2 separate regions of the Homo sapiens genome follow, and region 1 is linked to region 2. The links are chromatin contacts, found by Hi-C in ENCODE. All regions are on one chromosome and are shown on one strand. Each heading gives the region's core, a stretch centred on a gene start or an enhancer-like site at or near the end of the contact. The rest is flanking DNA. Distances are from core to core; before and after follow the strand shown. Region 1 has its middle 180 kb from the start of NLGN4Y. Region 2 overlaps UTY (ubiquitously transcribed tetratricopeptide repeat containing, Y-linked).

Evidence for each region. A loop is a pair of places that touch in the nucleus more often than their neighbours do. Pooled maps may share reads with other maps.
Region 1: a loop to region 2 is called in a map with no recorded cell type, with 6 times the contacts of the local background. The contact joins two enhancer-like sites. A Hi-C loop is called at or near these places in 4 of 37 single-sample maps with no recorded cell type and 6 of 50 pooled maps.

What each region holds. Positions count from the first base shown.
Region 1 is chrY:14,343,030-14,347,731 of GRCh38, reverse strand. No RefSeq gene overlaps it. Among named protein-coding and RNA genes, the nearest start is that of NLGN4Y, 180 kb to the left of the region's middle. Within about 2 kb of position 2,596, at least 3 of the 41 ENCODE cell types and tissues checked have a DNase peak (open chromatin) inside an H3K27ac peak, as active enhancers do.
Region 2 is chrY:13,434,518-13,439,866 of GRCh38, reverse strand. All of the region lies in intron 4 of UTY (ubiquitously transcribed tetratricopeptide repeat containing, Y-linked), which reads left to right. Among named protein-coding and RNA genes, the nearest start is that of MIR12120, 42 kb to the left of the region's middle. Within about 2 kb of position 3,171, at least 7 of the 41 ENCODE cell types and tissues checked have a DNase peak (open chromatin) inside an H3K27ac peak, as active enhancers do.

The sequences.
Region 1 (4,702 bases), core at 1,347-3,846, 910 kb before region 2:
CTTATCAAAACTCTATGCTAATTTTCTTTTCAATAAACTGCTTCTCCCAAGTTTTCCAGCTTCTATGAGGTGTAAGTTGTCTTAATAATAATAACTATAATTTATTGAGCAGTTAAAGATCTTCCACGTGCTCTGCTAAGCATTCTGAATATACCATTGAATTTAATAATTCTCCAAGCAACACTCACATGGAAGTAATATTAATAGCTCAATTTTTTTTAATAAGAAAGCTGATGCTAATAGAATTTAAGCGCCTTCTCCAAACATCTAAAACTGATAAGTGATTGTGCTAGGATTTCACCGTGGGGCTCCTTGGCTCCCAAGTTAAGCACGTCATGTTGTCATTTAATTTGACAACCAATGTCTATTATATCACTTTATCTCTTTGGTGACAATGGAAGTTCCATGAACACAGGGCCCCTATGGGTCTTGATTATTCAACAAAATTTTTTGTACTATTAGGGGTCTTTGAACAATTTTTGAGATAATTCTCTGCTTTTGTTGACTTCCTCCGTGATGTGTCAGGAAGTACTAATACAAGCATGCCTCAAAGAGTGAGAACACATGAACCTACCTTTCCCCTTCGGGACACAGCATTTGATAAATGCTATGAAACTCAATTCAACTCAGTCCCACCTATGTTAACAATACATGTGTATTGTATCAATAAATTATAACTTAAGTTTATCAATTTAACACAAACCTGGGTTGATTGTCTGCCTTCACGCCATGGCATATATTCTTTATCCTACTGGGATGACTTTCACATCCAGTCAGCCTTTTATATTTCCAGTTCCACATCAGCAATTTCAACCATCCTCAGATCAGAAATACTTTTTAAAAATTAAAAATAAAAATACAACAATAAAAACTTAACCAAAACCCAATACAGTATAACAACTATGCTTAGCATTTACACTGTATGAGGGATTATTAAAAATAAAAATAAAAACAGAAACAAAAAACTAGAGATGATTTAAAGTACAGTCGTCTCTTGGTACCAGTAGGAGATTGGTCCTAGGACCTCCAGAGTATTCCAAAATCCATGCATGTTCAACGTCTTGATATGAAATTGTGTCGTATCTGTATATAACCTCTGCACACCCTCCCATATATATTAAATCCTCTCTAGATTACAATAATGTATTGTTTAACAACAGGGCTATGTTCTGAGTGTTGATAAAAAGAGACAAACTCAGTAAAATGTTTGAAGAGATTTATTCTGAGCCAAATATAAGTCACCATGACCCATGATAAAGCCCTAAGTAGGTCCTGAGAACATGTGCCTAAGGTGATGGGGGTATGACTTGGTTTTACACATTTTAGGGAGGCATGAAACCACAATCAAATATATTTAAGAAATATATTGGTTTAGTCCAGATAGTCAGTACAACTCAAGCAAGGTCAGGGTGGGGTGGGAGGGGATGGGGCTTCCAGGCTATAGGTAAATTTAAGTATTTTCTGGTTGAGAATTCGTTGAGTTTGTCTAAAGACCTGGGATATTCAGGTTAAAATAAATGATTGTGGAGACCAAGGTTCTCTTGAAATCTTATTGTGGCAGCTCTTAGAAAAAATAGATGACAAATATTTTCTGTTCAGATTTCTAAAGCATGCTAGACTTTAAGTTAATCTTTTTAAGATAGGGAACATCTGGAAGATAAAGACCTAGCTATGTTAATAGAGATTCTTTACAGATGCAAATTTTCCCCCACTTAGGACAGATTTGCAGGGTAATTTCAAGAATTGACAAAGAAACATGTTTTGGGGTAAAATATTTTCACTTTCTTCTTTGTCACATAATGTTTTGCCAGAGTCATATTGGAAAGTACATCATGATATGTAGGGTTAAATAAAATGCATTTGATGAGAAGTTACAAGTTTGTAGGGCATGACTACCCAGACCCCTTTGATGAGAATTTGGGAAAGAAAATATTAGAGCTTAGTCCTTATGAGAATGTGCTATTAAATGATTTTTTTTGTTGTGTGAATATTAGTGAGTGTACTTACACAAACCTAGATGATATAGCCTGTTATATACACCTAGGCTATACATCATAGCCTCCCACTCCTGGGCTGCAAACATGAACAGCATGCTACTGCACTTACTACTGTAATCAATTGCAACACGATGGTAAATGTTGTGTATCTGAACATAGCTAGACATAGAAAAGGTACAGTAAAAATATGGCATTGTAATCTTATGAGACCACCAGCATATATGTGATCTGTTATTGACCAAAACATTGTTAGGTGGTACATAATTGTACTCATAATACCTAATACAATGTAAACACTGTGTAGTAGTTAAGTACATAGTTATGTACATAGTTACAAAAAAGGTGTTTATTGTTCATTATAGATGCTCTTGATTTCTCCAAATATCTGGATCCAATATTGGTTGAATCCACAGATGTAGAACATGGGGCTAACTGTATATAAGAGGATGTATGTAGGTTAAATGCAAATACTACTGACGGACTAAGTGGCTAAGTTGGCTGGACTTCCTGGGTCTATAGGGACTTCCCCAAGGGGCTTTTCCCTAAGCCAAAATGACTCATAGCTGCAAGCTAAGGGATTGAAACTTCAACTAATCAAAGGGGACTTTCTCCTAAGCCGAAATGAGTCACAGCTGCAAACTAAGGGATTGAAACATCAACCAATCATATTAGTAATTTAAGCTCTAGCTGCAGCCTGATGTTTTTAATCAATCAGGCCTGCCAACCCACAGATAGAAAATAAGCTAATCCTATAGGACAGAAAAAGGAAAAGGTGGGGAAGTCATAAGGGGATATAAGCATAAGACACCCAAGCCAGAAATGACAACCCTTCTGGGTCCCCTTCCACCGCGTGGAAGTTTTACTTTCACTTTGGCTTTAATAAATCTTGCCAGCACACACTCTTTGGGTTGGTGCCCTTCTCTAATTGAGCTGTAACACTCACCACTGGTCCATGACTACATTCCTTGAAGCCTTTGAGACCAGAAACCCTTCAATTGAGAAAAGACCTTAGATCAGGAGAAGAATTTTCATCTCATTTCTGGTCGCCCATATAGGGATTATCCATAGCAGTGAGTAACATTGGACCCCTTTCGCTTGCTATTCTCTTCTATCTTCTCACCAGAAATTAGAGGAAAACACTGGGCACCTGTCTGCCATTTAAAAGTGACAAGCATGGCCACTGGACTTAAGACACAGGTATGAGGCTTTCTGGGAAAGGACTCTTTCTTTAATTACCCCCATCCCTCTGTGCTTAGAGCATTGATCTGCTGGAACCAGTTCCACTTTTCTCTGCCTTTCCTGGGAAAAGCTGAGGGCTGGCTAGAGGAAGAAAACTGTCATCCCTTACTCCTGGCACTGACCTGGTTTAGATCATGGCACAGTGAGAAGCCTCTACTCTGCAGCTGCCCATATGTGCATTCTCTGTCTTTTCTGACCCATGCCTCCTGGGTCCTAATGTCCTCAGAGAAGACTTTCTTGAGGCCCTATCCTCTAGGATCTTTCCTACCCCTGAGTCTAAGAATCTTTTGGCTAGGAACCTAAGTTGAGTGGGGTGGCAATCCAAAGACCCTTGCTCATGGTGCCCCCAGCCTTATTCTTATGCAAATGGATATCACTATACTTATACAGGACCTGTCCCTCATAACCTATACCCTAGGCACTGTCTGGGACCTCAAAGGGCATGCCAGTGGCTGATAGAAGGTCTATGACATTTTTCCTTTTTTTGCCCTAAACTTACCTCAGATTGTAGAGTCTACTTTAATTACCAGCTTTCCTGTCTGGGATCAGTGATTAGAATTGTAGAACTTCTCCACCTCCATACTCAGGTCTCCCCAAATCTCTCTCTCCCGCTAGTAAGGTCTCTCCCTTTGGCCCAAAAGCAACCAGACAAAGAGATAGTCAAGGAACCGTAAGGTGCCAATGGCCCTCGATTGTGCCCCTCCAAGCCATGGGAGGAGGAGGAGACTTTGGCCTGGCATGAATACATGTACCCTTTTCCCTCTCAGACTTAAAACAGATCAAACTGGACATAGGAAAATTATCAGATAATCCTGATGGATATATAGACCTCTTAAAGGGATTAGGACAATCTTTTGATTTAGCATGGAGAGATATTATATTGTTGATAGGTCAAACATTAACTCCCAACTAAAGTGGCCCTGGAGTTTGGGGATCTCTGGTAGCTAAGCCAGGTAAATGATAAAATGACATCAGAAGAAAGGAAACAGTTCTCCACAGGGGCCAACAGGCGGTTCCCAGTGTGGATCCCCATTGGGACCTCAATTCGGAGCATGGAGGCTGGAGTCACAGGCATTTACGGTCTTGTATACTAGAGGGATTAAGAAAGACCAGAAAAAAGCCAATGAATTACTAATTGATGTCCACCATAATGCAGGGAAAGGAAGAAAACCCTATGGCATTTTTAGAGAGGCTAAGGGAGACATTAAGAAACTATACCTCCTTGTCACCTGACTCTATTGAAGGCCAACTAATTTTAAAGGATAAGTTCAGTCATTCAGTCAGCTGCAGACATTAGAATAAAACTTCAAAACCTGCCCTGGGCCCCAAGCAAAATTTAGAAACTCTATTGAATTTGGCCACTTCGGTGTTTTATAATAGGAACCAAGAGGAGCAGGCTGAACCAGGCTGAATGAGACAGACTAGACAAGAAAAAGGCCGCCATCTTAATCATGGCTCTCAGGCAG
Region 2 (5,349 bases), core at 1,922-4,421:
ATGGGTGAACTGGGCTAGTTAGGCCTACTGGCAGTCTTCTTGCACCCAGCTTTGCAACTTCTCTCACGGCTGTACCTAAAGCTTGCATTTGCTTTCTCAGTGTTAGTTCCCGTACTTCTTTGAGATCTCCTTTAATTTGGAAAATAAGATGGGGAGGCCTTCCAAACAGAATTTCATAGGGTGAGTATCCAGTTTGCTTGTTTGGGGTGCATGTGATTCAAAGGAGAACCATGGACAGAGCCAGATCCCACTTTAGGTGGGTTTCTTGACAGAACTTTTTAAACAGTTGCTTTATTGTCCGGTTCATCCTTTCAACTTGTCCTGAACTCTGGGGATGGTGCGCAGTGTGCAGCTTCCATCTTGTTTTAATAATTGGGATAAGTTTTGAACAACTTCAGCGACAAATGTTGGGTCATTATCTGACCCGATAGTCAAAGGCACCCCAAACCTGGGGATAATATGTGCTAGTAATGCCCACGTTACTTCTTGGGCCTTTTCAGATTGGGTGGGGAAAGCTACTCACCCAGGATAGGTGCATACAAAGACCAATAAATACTTTAGTCCTCTTACATGGGGTAACTAAGTAAAATCTACCATCGGGTTCTCATGGGGTTGAGCCTAGTTGTATTCTAAAGGTAATGGTTTTGGGAAAAGAGGTAACTTACATTAAAGCTTCTTCCTGTGGTGCGGTTGCCATAGCTGCCTGCCTTGCTTGTCTGTCTGCCTATTTCCTATGGATTTATAGGACCCATCTGTTTGATGACCTTTGCAATGTATAATGGCCACCTTTTTAGGTGCCCAAACAGCATCTAAGAGTTGCGGGATCTCCTTTTTATTTTTGACTTCTTTTCCTGCAGCTGTTAGAAGTCTTCTGTCTTTATAGATGTCTCCATGAGCATAGAGGGTAGCAAAAGCATATTTAGAATCAATATAGATATTAACTATCCTCCCTTTTGCTGGTAATAAGGCTCTTGTTAAAGCAATCAGCTCAGCCTTTTGAGCAGAGGATCTAGTTGGCAGTGACTGTGCTTCTACTACTGTTCCCTCACCTGACTTAAAATCATTTATCACTACTGCATACCTGGCTCTGTAAACTCCGTCTGAAATGAAGCTGCTACATCTGTTAAATAGTCTAGGTCTGAGTTTTCAAAAGGCTGATCTTTTAAGTCTTTCCTGCTTGAAAACACTTTATCTACTACATCCTTACAACAATGTGATGGGAATTCTTTTGATTCTTCTGTAGGCAGCAAGGTAGCTGGATTTAGGGTATTCCCTATTTCTACAGTTATATTAGGATTTTCAAGTAACAGTCTTTGATATTTAGCAATTCTTGGATAGACAACCAGTGATTCCCCCTCTGGTCTAACAGGGTTATTACGGTGTGTGGCACCTGAAAGTTAACTTCTGTCCTAGTGTTAATTTGCCAGCCTCCTGGGCCAGCAAGGTAGTTGCCGTTAACTGCTTTAAAGCAGTGTGTCCAGCCTAATGCCACTGTGTCTAGTTGTTTAGATAAATAGGCCACAGGTCTATGCCATGATCCTAGCATTTGTGTTAAAATTCCTACTACTGTCCCTGTTCTTTCATCCACGTAGAAGAAGAAAGGTTTAGTCTGATCTGGGAGCCTATGTTAAGGCCTTTTTGATTTTTTTTAATGCTTTTGCTTGATCCGTCTCCCAGAAGAGGGACTCTTTCTTAACCCCCTTTGTAGCTTTATATAGAGCCTCAGCTAAAAGTGAGAAACTTGGGATCCAAATGCGGCAGAACCCTGCTGCACCTAAGAATTCTGATTTGGCGCCCTGTGGTACCTGTAGGGAGTGTACACATGGCCTCTTTCCGCTCACTACCAAGCTTCTTTTGTCCTTTGCTTATTATAAAACCTAAATATTTAACTTTAGGACAACAGATGCAAACCTTTTTTTTTTTTTTCTGAAATTTTATATCCAGCATTCATTAAGACACTGAGGAGTTCCTCCATGCCTCTTTGGCAATCCTTCTAATTTTTGGAGCTTTTTTTTTGATGTCACTTTGTGACTGGCTAACGAAGGCAGTATTTACCATTTTCTGGTTATCAGCTGCCTGTGGGTCAGATGTAGAGCCAGTAGGTTTCACACAGCTGCTCTTAGAACTGGCTGGGACTCTGATCGGGCTTTTGGAGGACTTCTGAAACTTTTCCTATGTTCATTGCTTTTCTTCCCTCTGACTTTACCCCATTTAGGAGTGCATCCACATACCTCTGTAGGCATTCTAAATGATCAGGGTTGTTTGGGACCCAATTTGGATCAGTGTCAGGGAACTGAGCTTCCGCATACTGCCTGGAATCATTTATGCATTCAGGGGCATTGTTTTCTAGCCATTGGAGGGCTGCTTGCACCACTCTGTGCCTTCCTTCTGTGCTAAATAAACTACTAATAATTGCTGATAGTCTGGCCAGGTAGGACTATGAGTCGAAAAGATTATTCTCGTATCAATTATTGCTTGTGGCTTTTCTGTGTATGATGGGTTATGATGTTTCCAGTTTAAAAGGTCAGTAGTGGAGAAGGGGAGATAAGAGTAAGTTTGTTCTCCACCTTGTACCCTTGATCATCAAGGTAGATTTGTGCCCACGTCTCTCTGAGCGGCATTTGCAGAGCTCGGGAACCACTGGACCTAAGACGCCCTGCCCTGCCTCTTCATCCTGTTTTTCCCTCCTAGTCTTAGGTGGCAAGGATGCAGCTTCTTCCTGCTGTGGAGATGCCCCGCTACTTTCTGAGCTTGTTTCTTCAGGAGACAATTGCCCTTCCTCTTATCTGAGCCTTGCTAAGGATGGGTAGAGAAGGGCATATGGAGAAGGATTCTCTAGCTTCTCCAAAGGAGCCTGTAAGATGTGTGTGTGTGTGTGTGTGTGTGTGTGTGTGTGTGTCTCTTTTGCTTCCTAGTTTCCTTCTCTAAAGGCTTGCATGATACTGTCTTTTTGATCCCTTTTGGACCAGTTCGGGCGACTAGGGTCTTACAATATTCAGCCATGCAGATTCCTAGCCATTTAGGGCAATTTTGGATTATATTTAACCAGGAATCAATATATGGAAATTGATCTGGGTGTCCATGCTGATCTGTTGCCCCTGTTATTATTTGAAACACCCTGCTGGTGATTTTCCAAACAAGGGTGCCCTCTGGCGGCCAACCAATGCCCAAACTAGGCTATTCTATTACACAAAGAGTTCTTAACCTTTGGCGGGGGTCAGCTTTACTCCATATTCCCCAGAAAATCCCTCCTTGAAATTCTTTAGCATGCACTCCAAAGGAGTGGGGGTTAATTCCTTAGGTTCTTTTCCTCCCATTTCTTCCCGCACGACGCAATGACCCTCACTTTCATTTCGGACCGATTAGACTGTCTCCCTCGTGGGGGTGTTTCAGACGCCAGACCCCGCTTGACTTTGGAGAGTTTGTTACTCTCTGCCACAATACCTAGACTGTGGGGCCACCTCCCTCAGCTGTATGCGGTAGCCCCAAAGGAAGTTCGCCTCTAGTCGTCCTGGGTCCAACATTTCACTCACAGCATACAGTCCACTCTAACAGACTTGCGGCCCCCACGCTTCACAGCTGATGAGCCTAGTTAGGCTCCCACATTCACACACATTCGTACACAACTCCTGTCCCCAGGACTCCTCATCAGATGAAACGAGTCTGTCTCGTGTCCTGGGTGGGTTCACACGTACCCACACACTCCCAGTTGGGACAGTTCACTCACACTGGTGACTTCACGGTTTCACTTTCTCTTTGCTCCCTCCGGCTCAGCAGGCTCTACCCTGCTGCCGGCTTCAGGGCTGAATGTCACATGAGTGGTGAGGTCCTTTCCTCACCGCCCCCATTCACCTTCTGGGTTAGGCTAATAGACAACCCTTGAGTGGTGATCAGTGCCCCACCCGCCTGGTAGGGCACGATTTGTGTCTGTCCCTGTAAGGCACCCTTTCTTACTCTGTAGGGCCCTCTTTTCTTACCGTGATTCCTTTTCACTGCGCTGAAAGTTGTCTTGCGGTCTCCTTCCTGCGCTATCAGGGGCAGGGCCTTGGGATGTGGGAGAACCCAGCCCTTTTTTGGAAAACTCTTCGGTCGGCGCGCCTAAGAACTGGGTCTCCCCCGACCCCGGGGCCCAAGTCCCACAGTCAAAGGAGACAGTAGCTTGTCCTCTCTCTCCTCTTGTCGAACTCTCCAAAATGTCGCAGTAAAACTCAGCCAAAGAAGACAAAGAGACCTTTGGAGACCAAAAACAACTTTAATTGAGGCACCTGAGCCAGTAGGCTCACGCCCAAAATGGCTGCCGACCCTGACAAAGAATGCAGGCTTGCTTACATGTTGTTTGAGGCGGGAAAACAAGGCAGGATACCGGTTTCAGACAAAGACAGTAAATTATTTAACCTGTGACAATTCTGAGAAAGCTTACAATTTAGTTATCTTGACCAGTCAGGCTCGAAGCTGGACAGAGCTGGGGTAAGGGAAAACAGGAACGACAGGAATGTGCGGGGGGTCTGGAGGCAGGCAATAAGCTTGGAAGGTTGAGATAAGCTCGCAGCTGCAACCTGTTAGCAATGCTGGGAGGGGCTGCTTAAATTTCTTAGCCTATGTATAACTTCTAAATAACCACACTTAATGTTAACTATTATCTATGTTATGTTTATTATTTTCAACTTTATTATTATTTATTTTATTTTATTTTCCTTCCACAGATTCAGGTCCATGCTGTTTTATATGTAGTTGTATAGTTTCCAGCATTTCTCTTGTATTGATTTCTAGTTGTATTCCAGTATGGTCTGAGATGTTATTTCATATAGTTTCATTGTTTAAATATGTATTAGAACTTCTTTGTATCCTGATATGTGGTCTGTCTTGGAGAATGTTCCATGTGCAGATGAAAAGAATGTATGTTCTACAGTTGTTGGATAGAATGTTCTGTAATTTTTTATGTTCATTTGGCCTGAAGTCCAGTTTAAGTCCAATCTTTTTGTTGATTTCTCTAAATGATTTGTTTAATGCTGTGAGTGAGGCGTTGATATCCCTCCCCTACTCTTAATGTATTGAGATATATGTCCCTTTGGGTCTAGTAATATTTGTTTTATGAATCTGAGTGCTGGAGTGATGGGTGCATATATTTAAAATTGTTATATCCTCTGGCTAAATTGATTCTGTTATCATTATAAAATGTCTTTTAATGTGTGTTTTATCCTTTTGACTTGTCTCTTTTATCTGATACAATGATACCTACTCTTGCTCACTTTTGGTTTCTGGTTTTATTGAATATCATTTTCCATGCCATACCTATGTTTATATGAACCTTTCCATGTAAGGTAAATTTCTTGTAAGCAGCAGTTAGTT